Linked DNA regions of Homo sapiens: region 1 is linked to region 2. The links are chromatin contacts, found by Hi-C in ENCODE. All regions are on one chromosome and are shown on one strand. Each heading gives the region's core, a stretch centred on a gene start or an enhancer-like site at or near the end of the contact. The rest is flanking DNA. Distances are from core to core; before and after follow the strand shown. Region 1 overlaps RBM20 (RNA binding motif protein 20). Region 2 holds the start of XPNPEP1 (X-prolyl aminopeptidase 1).

Region 1 (2,700 bases), core at 69-2,568, 850 kb after region 2:
CAGGCCTCTCGTGTCAGTTCTAAACCCACCAGCTGCCCCATTGTGACTGCATAGTCCCCTGGTTCTGAGACTGTGCTCTGCCTGATAAGCGACGTACGGAGCACAGTGGACTGAAAGCCCGGGGATCTGATACCAAACATGTTAGTTAAACTCATGTTTAACTAACCCAAACTCATGTTTAACTGGCCCAAAGGAAGTAGGCCCAGAAATGTGGTTTTTGGAGCTCCCTTTAATGAACGTGTAAACAGAGGATAGAATATTGGCCTTACAGTTTAAAAACCCTCCTTCAAGTCCCAGTCAAGTCCCTTATTCACTGGATGACCTCACACGGTTCATCTGATCTTTCTTGGTCTCAGTCTTCTTACTATAGACTGGAAATGGTCATATTTGACTTAGCTGTCCATATGGCTGTTCTGGAGATGAGACAGCTAATGAAGTGAGAACACTCATTAACACACCAACTGAAAAACACAAAACAAAAGAGAGATGATAGGATTATATTGCTGTTATGAATCATTCCAAGAGGTGTCATGGTGATATGAATCATCATATGGTAATGTCATGGCTAAGGCCCAAACACAGAATAGCAGCATTGACCCAGTAGTCTCGAAATTAGTCACAGAGGCCAAGCTAGTGAAGACCCAGCAGCCCTATTGTTATCAAGAAAGAGCACTATCCAAAAGGTGTGTGGCCTCATCTTCTCCTTGCAAAGAGAGAATTCATCTGGTATATGTTGATAGGCGTGTATCCGACCACAGCTACCTCCATCAGCCCTGAGGACAGAGGCAGCCTGCATTCCAGTCCCAGCTCTTCTCTGTCTCGGTGTGTGACTTAGGCGGTTTCACAGAGGACGCCAACTTCATTGGCTTTTGCGGTTTTTTGTTTGTTTGTTTTTTGTTGTTTTCTTTTTGTTTGTTTTGTTTTGTTTTTGTCTGTAGAATGAGTGAGTTAAACTAAATTGTCTGTAAGGCCTCAGCTCACTCTTAAAGTGTGATCACTAGCTAGAGTTTGAACTTTAGCCCCAATATGACTGTTGTGTTGTCATTGTCACCTTTGTAACCTGACATTCAGGAATGTCCCTCTCTAGTTCATATTCTGACCTAGCTTCTGAAAGCATTATAGCAGAGTTGAGAATTTTTGATCTAGGAAAGATAAATATTAAAAAGAAATTCCCACCAAAATACCATAAATAAGGAATGTTTTAAAGAAAAATGGTTCAGAAGGAAGGAAAACTATAATGTAGTTCTTGTTAGTTAAGTTGACATTAATCCTCTCTTTGCTTTAAGTCTCTCCTGTGTTGACACTAGCAGAATGTGTCATAAAGACATGGAAAGATCATAAATTCTCAACTCTGCTCTAAAGATCTGACCTTCAGCGTTGCATTTATTTGGCCACACCTTTATAGTGTGGTCATACCTAGAAAATATTTTCTTGCCTGGTCATCAGCCCTCTCACCTCGATTACTTTCTATATTTTAGCACAAAAGAAGAAATGGCGCATTCACCACTCAGCCAGTTGCACTGGAAGTGAATTTAAATTCCTGAACTGGTTATCTTGGAAGATATTGTGCTTATTGCAGATGTGGCCGGTGCATGAGTTTAGGCACTACCATGCTCTGGGCTGTGGTTCTTGGCTCCTGCTTCTGGATGGCTGGACATTACCAGGAGAGAGCCTGCTGATACATCTACGCACATTCACTCTACTGCACTTCAGCTGTGTCCTTGTTATTCCACAGCCCTTTAAGTCCTGGTTCACCAACCAGATGTTAAGACTCTCTTGGATCCCTCAAATCCCATCCCCATGCCTGCTGCCTCCTCTCTCAGCAGTTGCCCACTCCTTATCTTCTAATCCTCTTTTCTCCCTATGATGATGATAGTGACCCTGTAGCTCCAACTACTGGGTCCTCACAGTCAGTCCACTCCTGCAGAGGAAACTGGAGGGTGACCAGGAACCTTCAAGTCAATGTGGGCCACAGACAGGAACCGTCTTTAAAAGATGGTTAAATGCCCGTGGTTTACGTAGGTTGGCTTTCTTTAAGCAAATAAAGGAAATGCATTGCTTCATGTCCAGCAAAGTACAGGGTGGATTCAGGAGAAGCTGGCTCAAGGCATTCCTAGGAAGTCATCAAGGAGCTGCCTGTACCTCTGTCTTCAGGCCAGCATCTTCTGAGTTGGCTTTATTCTCAAGCAGGCTGTCATTAAGTGATGGCTTAACAACAATTTAGCAACCATGGCATGACAGAGAATCATGCCTGATAGCTCTAACAAAGTATCCGAGAGTGTTCCCCCATGAGCCAATCACTGTTGCCAGAGGGATGTGGTTCTTGGACTGGCCAGGTCTGAGACACGTTGCTTGGGCCCCTATTTGTGCAGAATTGGCCCCTGACTACATTCCCAGAGGGTCTTTGGATGTTTGGTCAGATGGTCTGTACTCTGGGGGGATCAATTCATACCAGCAAGGTCCAGTCAGCCCCTACACCTACCACCGCCTCTCTAGTGGAAGCCACTTTTGCATCTAATTGTCTTGGGAATTGTGTTGGTTTTCTATTGCTGCTGTAACAAATTGCCACAAATTTAATGGCTTATAATAACATACATGTATTATCTTACAGTTCTGGAGGCCATAAGTCCAAAACCAGCCTCACTGGACTACGGTCAAGGTGTTAGTTCCTTCTGGAGGCTCTAAGGGACAATCTGTTTC
Region 2 (2,700 bases), core at 89-2,588:
GTAGGGGAGGCGCCTGTGGAAAATGGCTTCCCCTCTCTCAGCCTTTCACTGGACTTTCCTTTGAGGTAAAAAAGACTCTACCAGCTGGTGTAGAAAAGACTCTTCTGCTCCTAAAAGGCTGTGAGTCTATAAATCTAGCACAGATCACCTTGGCCCCCTAAAGACCACCTGAGGCCTACAGCCTAACTCATCATTATCCACTTGCCTGACTCCATTTCCAGCACTTCACTTACAGGAAGCTCCTTCCAGATGGAAGTTCTCCACCCCTCCCACATACTTCCACAGGGTGGGTCTGGTTTTCTGCTCACCCTTAACAAGCTGTGGCAACGGCAAATCCAGGTCAAGGTAGGTTTGGGACCCCCCTACTCACAAACACAAGCAGGAGCCATGGTCTGTGTTCAGCAAGAAAGCCTGGCCATGCTGCAAAGTGAGTGCATTCATGTCTCAAGTGGTTAGCAGGTGGGTGACCCCTTGGGGATGGCCAGGGAGTCTGGCCTGTGGCCTCCATGAACTCTGAACACCTCTCTCCGTCTCCCACTTTGTCAGAGGCTCTGATAAGTACATCCTGGTTATGGCAGGGGAATAAACTAAAACATGTTTAACTTGAGGCCGGGAAATTATCTGTCTCACCCTCCTATGCCCAAGGAGAGCCCAGGGCAGGCTACTGGGGGGATTTTCCTGGAGATTATACCAAAATATTCCCTTACACAGCCTCTGAAACCATTTGGGTAGGGAGGGGCCCGCGACCGTCTATCCTTGTGGCGGTGACAGATCAGTAGAGTGAATTGCAGGAGTCAGTATTGTCGAGATTGTAACTTGAGGTTTAGATTCCTGGGTAACAGAAGCGAGGGCAAAGGCTCGCCCACCTCCCCGGACACGAAGAGGGGCCAACTTCCTCCAAGAACGGGGCCTTCCCGCGGGCCAGGAACTGTGACGGCCGCCGCCCCCTCAGGCCGAGTGCAGCAGTTCCGCGGGCATACGCGTCCAGGAACCAGACTCGGGCCGCCCCGTGCCCACCGACCCTCCGGAAACGAACCGGATCTCGCCCGGCCTCATGGACCCCTTCCCCCGGCTCCTGTTCCGGGGCTCCGGCGAGCGCGGCCCTCGCCAGACTGCGGCGGGCCGGGCTCCTCACCCGCGCGTCCCTGCCCGCCGAGGTGCAACACGCGCGGCCGCGCAGCGAGGGCTGCACGCTGCCCGGACGCCGGCTGCCGGCGGAGTGCCCTCACCTTACTCGCGGTGGCTTTCTGGAGGCTGCCATTCGGCGGTGACGTGCCCCAGCCCACGTCAGGGGAGCGCAGACCAGCTGATCACCCGCGGAAGGGCCGGCGCGAAGGAGGCGCGAGAGCCGGCGGGCGGGCGGGCGGGCTAGCGCCGGGTCGGCCACGCCCTCGCCCGTGGCGGGCGCTGGCGCCGCGGCCCCGCCCACACGCAGGCCCCGCCCACACTCCCGGACCTGGGGTTCGCGGCCGCAGCGCCTGCGGCCCAGAGCGGGGCCTGCCCTTCCACACCAGTCCGCATTGCCTCTCCCTGCAGCGAGCGGGGAAAGGACGCAGTGCTGCTGAGTGTCTTCATTTTTGTTCGTTTTTGTCGTCATTCCTCAAAGAGGAAAAAGGGCTTTGCCGAATAAAGGGGCTACTGTCCCAGGGATTTTCCGGCTTAATTTAGGAGGGCTGAGAAGAGAGGGACGTGGCCGGCTCCGGAAGAACCTCGACAGGGTCTTCGAGGCTTTGGAACAGGGTCTCAAGCTTTAGAAATGTCCCCAAAAGTATGTTCCCAGAGAGCTTCAAAATCCAGCTCTCCGCTCCGCTTGGATAGTAAATAGCCCCTTCAAACTTAACGTCCAAACGGAACTCCTGGAACTCCCAATGCACCGAAGCAAAGCAAAAACGTTCTCCACCAGTCTTCTTTGCCATCTCAATCAATGGCTACTCTATTCTTAAGAGGCAAAATTTAGGAATCCTCCCTGCCTCTTCTCTTTCACACCCCACATCTAATCTGCCAGCAAAATCTTGTTGGCCCTGCCTCCAAAATAGACCCCTAATCTGGCCGTGTCACACCACCTCCACCTCCTACCCTCTGATGTGCATCAGAGGGTTGTACCACCCCACCCGTGTGGTTACAGCAGCCCCCCAAATATCCCCTCACCATCCCGCACCTGCACAGTCCAGCCTGAACAAAGCCGCCAGACCAGTCCTTTGAAGCGTGACACCAGGTCACTTCTTTGCTCAGCACTTTCCATTAATTTCTCGTTTCACGCAGCATAAAAGCTCCATTTGATCTACCCCCAGCCACATTTCCTCCTGTTCTCACCTTCCTCACTCTTCTTCAGCTGAAATGGCCTCCTGGCTCTCCTTGAAAAAGCAGGGTACACTCATGTCCCAGGGCTTTTGGACTTGCTCATCCCCCAAATATTGAGGCTCCCTTCCTCATTTTCCTTCAAGTCTTCGTTCAAGTATCACCTACCCTGACCATCCTATTTAAATTTGTAAATCATTCCAATATTCCTAATCCGCCTTACCCTACTTCATTTTTTCCATAGCACTTACCACCTTTTAACAGGATTCTTTTAATGTACTTATGTGTACTGTATTCTTCCCCCTCTCCTGCCACCACCCACGCACACAACAAAACCATCAGTGCAGATTGTTTCTGTTTTGTTTAATGATGAACAATATCTAACATGTCATAAGTTCTCAT

Evidence for each region. Hi-C counts contacts between places; a loop is a spot of excess contacts on that map. Pooled maps may share reads with other maps.
Region 1: a loop to region 2 is called in a pooled map, with 2.7 times the contacts of the local background. The contact joins the enhancer-like site here to the promoter of XPNPEP1 in region 2. A Hi-C loop is called at or near these places in 2 of 37 single-sample maps with no recorded cell type and 6 of 50 pooled maps.

The regions. Positions count from the first base shown.
Region 1 is chr10:110,773,778-110,776,477 of GRCh38, forward strand. The region is part of intron 1 of RBM20 (RNA binding motif protein 20); the gene reads left to right. Among named protein-coding and RNA genes, the nearest start is that of PDCD4-AS1, 96 kb to the right of the region's middle. RefSeq lists enhancers at 706-1,905, 796-985. Within about 2 kb of position 1,319, at least 4 of the 41 ENCODE cell types and tissues checked have a DNase peak (open chromatin) inside an H3K27ac peak, as active enhancers do.
Region 2 is chr10:109,922,173-109,924,872 of GRCh38, forward strand. XPNPEP1 (X-prolyl aminopeptidase 1) reads right to left here and starts at 1,339. Exons shown (of 21, transcript NM_020383.4): 1 at 1,230-1,339. The coding sequence starts at 1,261. RefSeq lists a silencer at 1,015-1,554.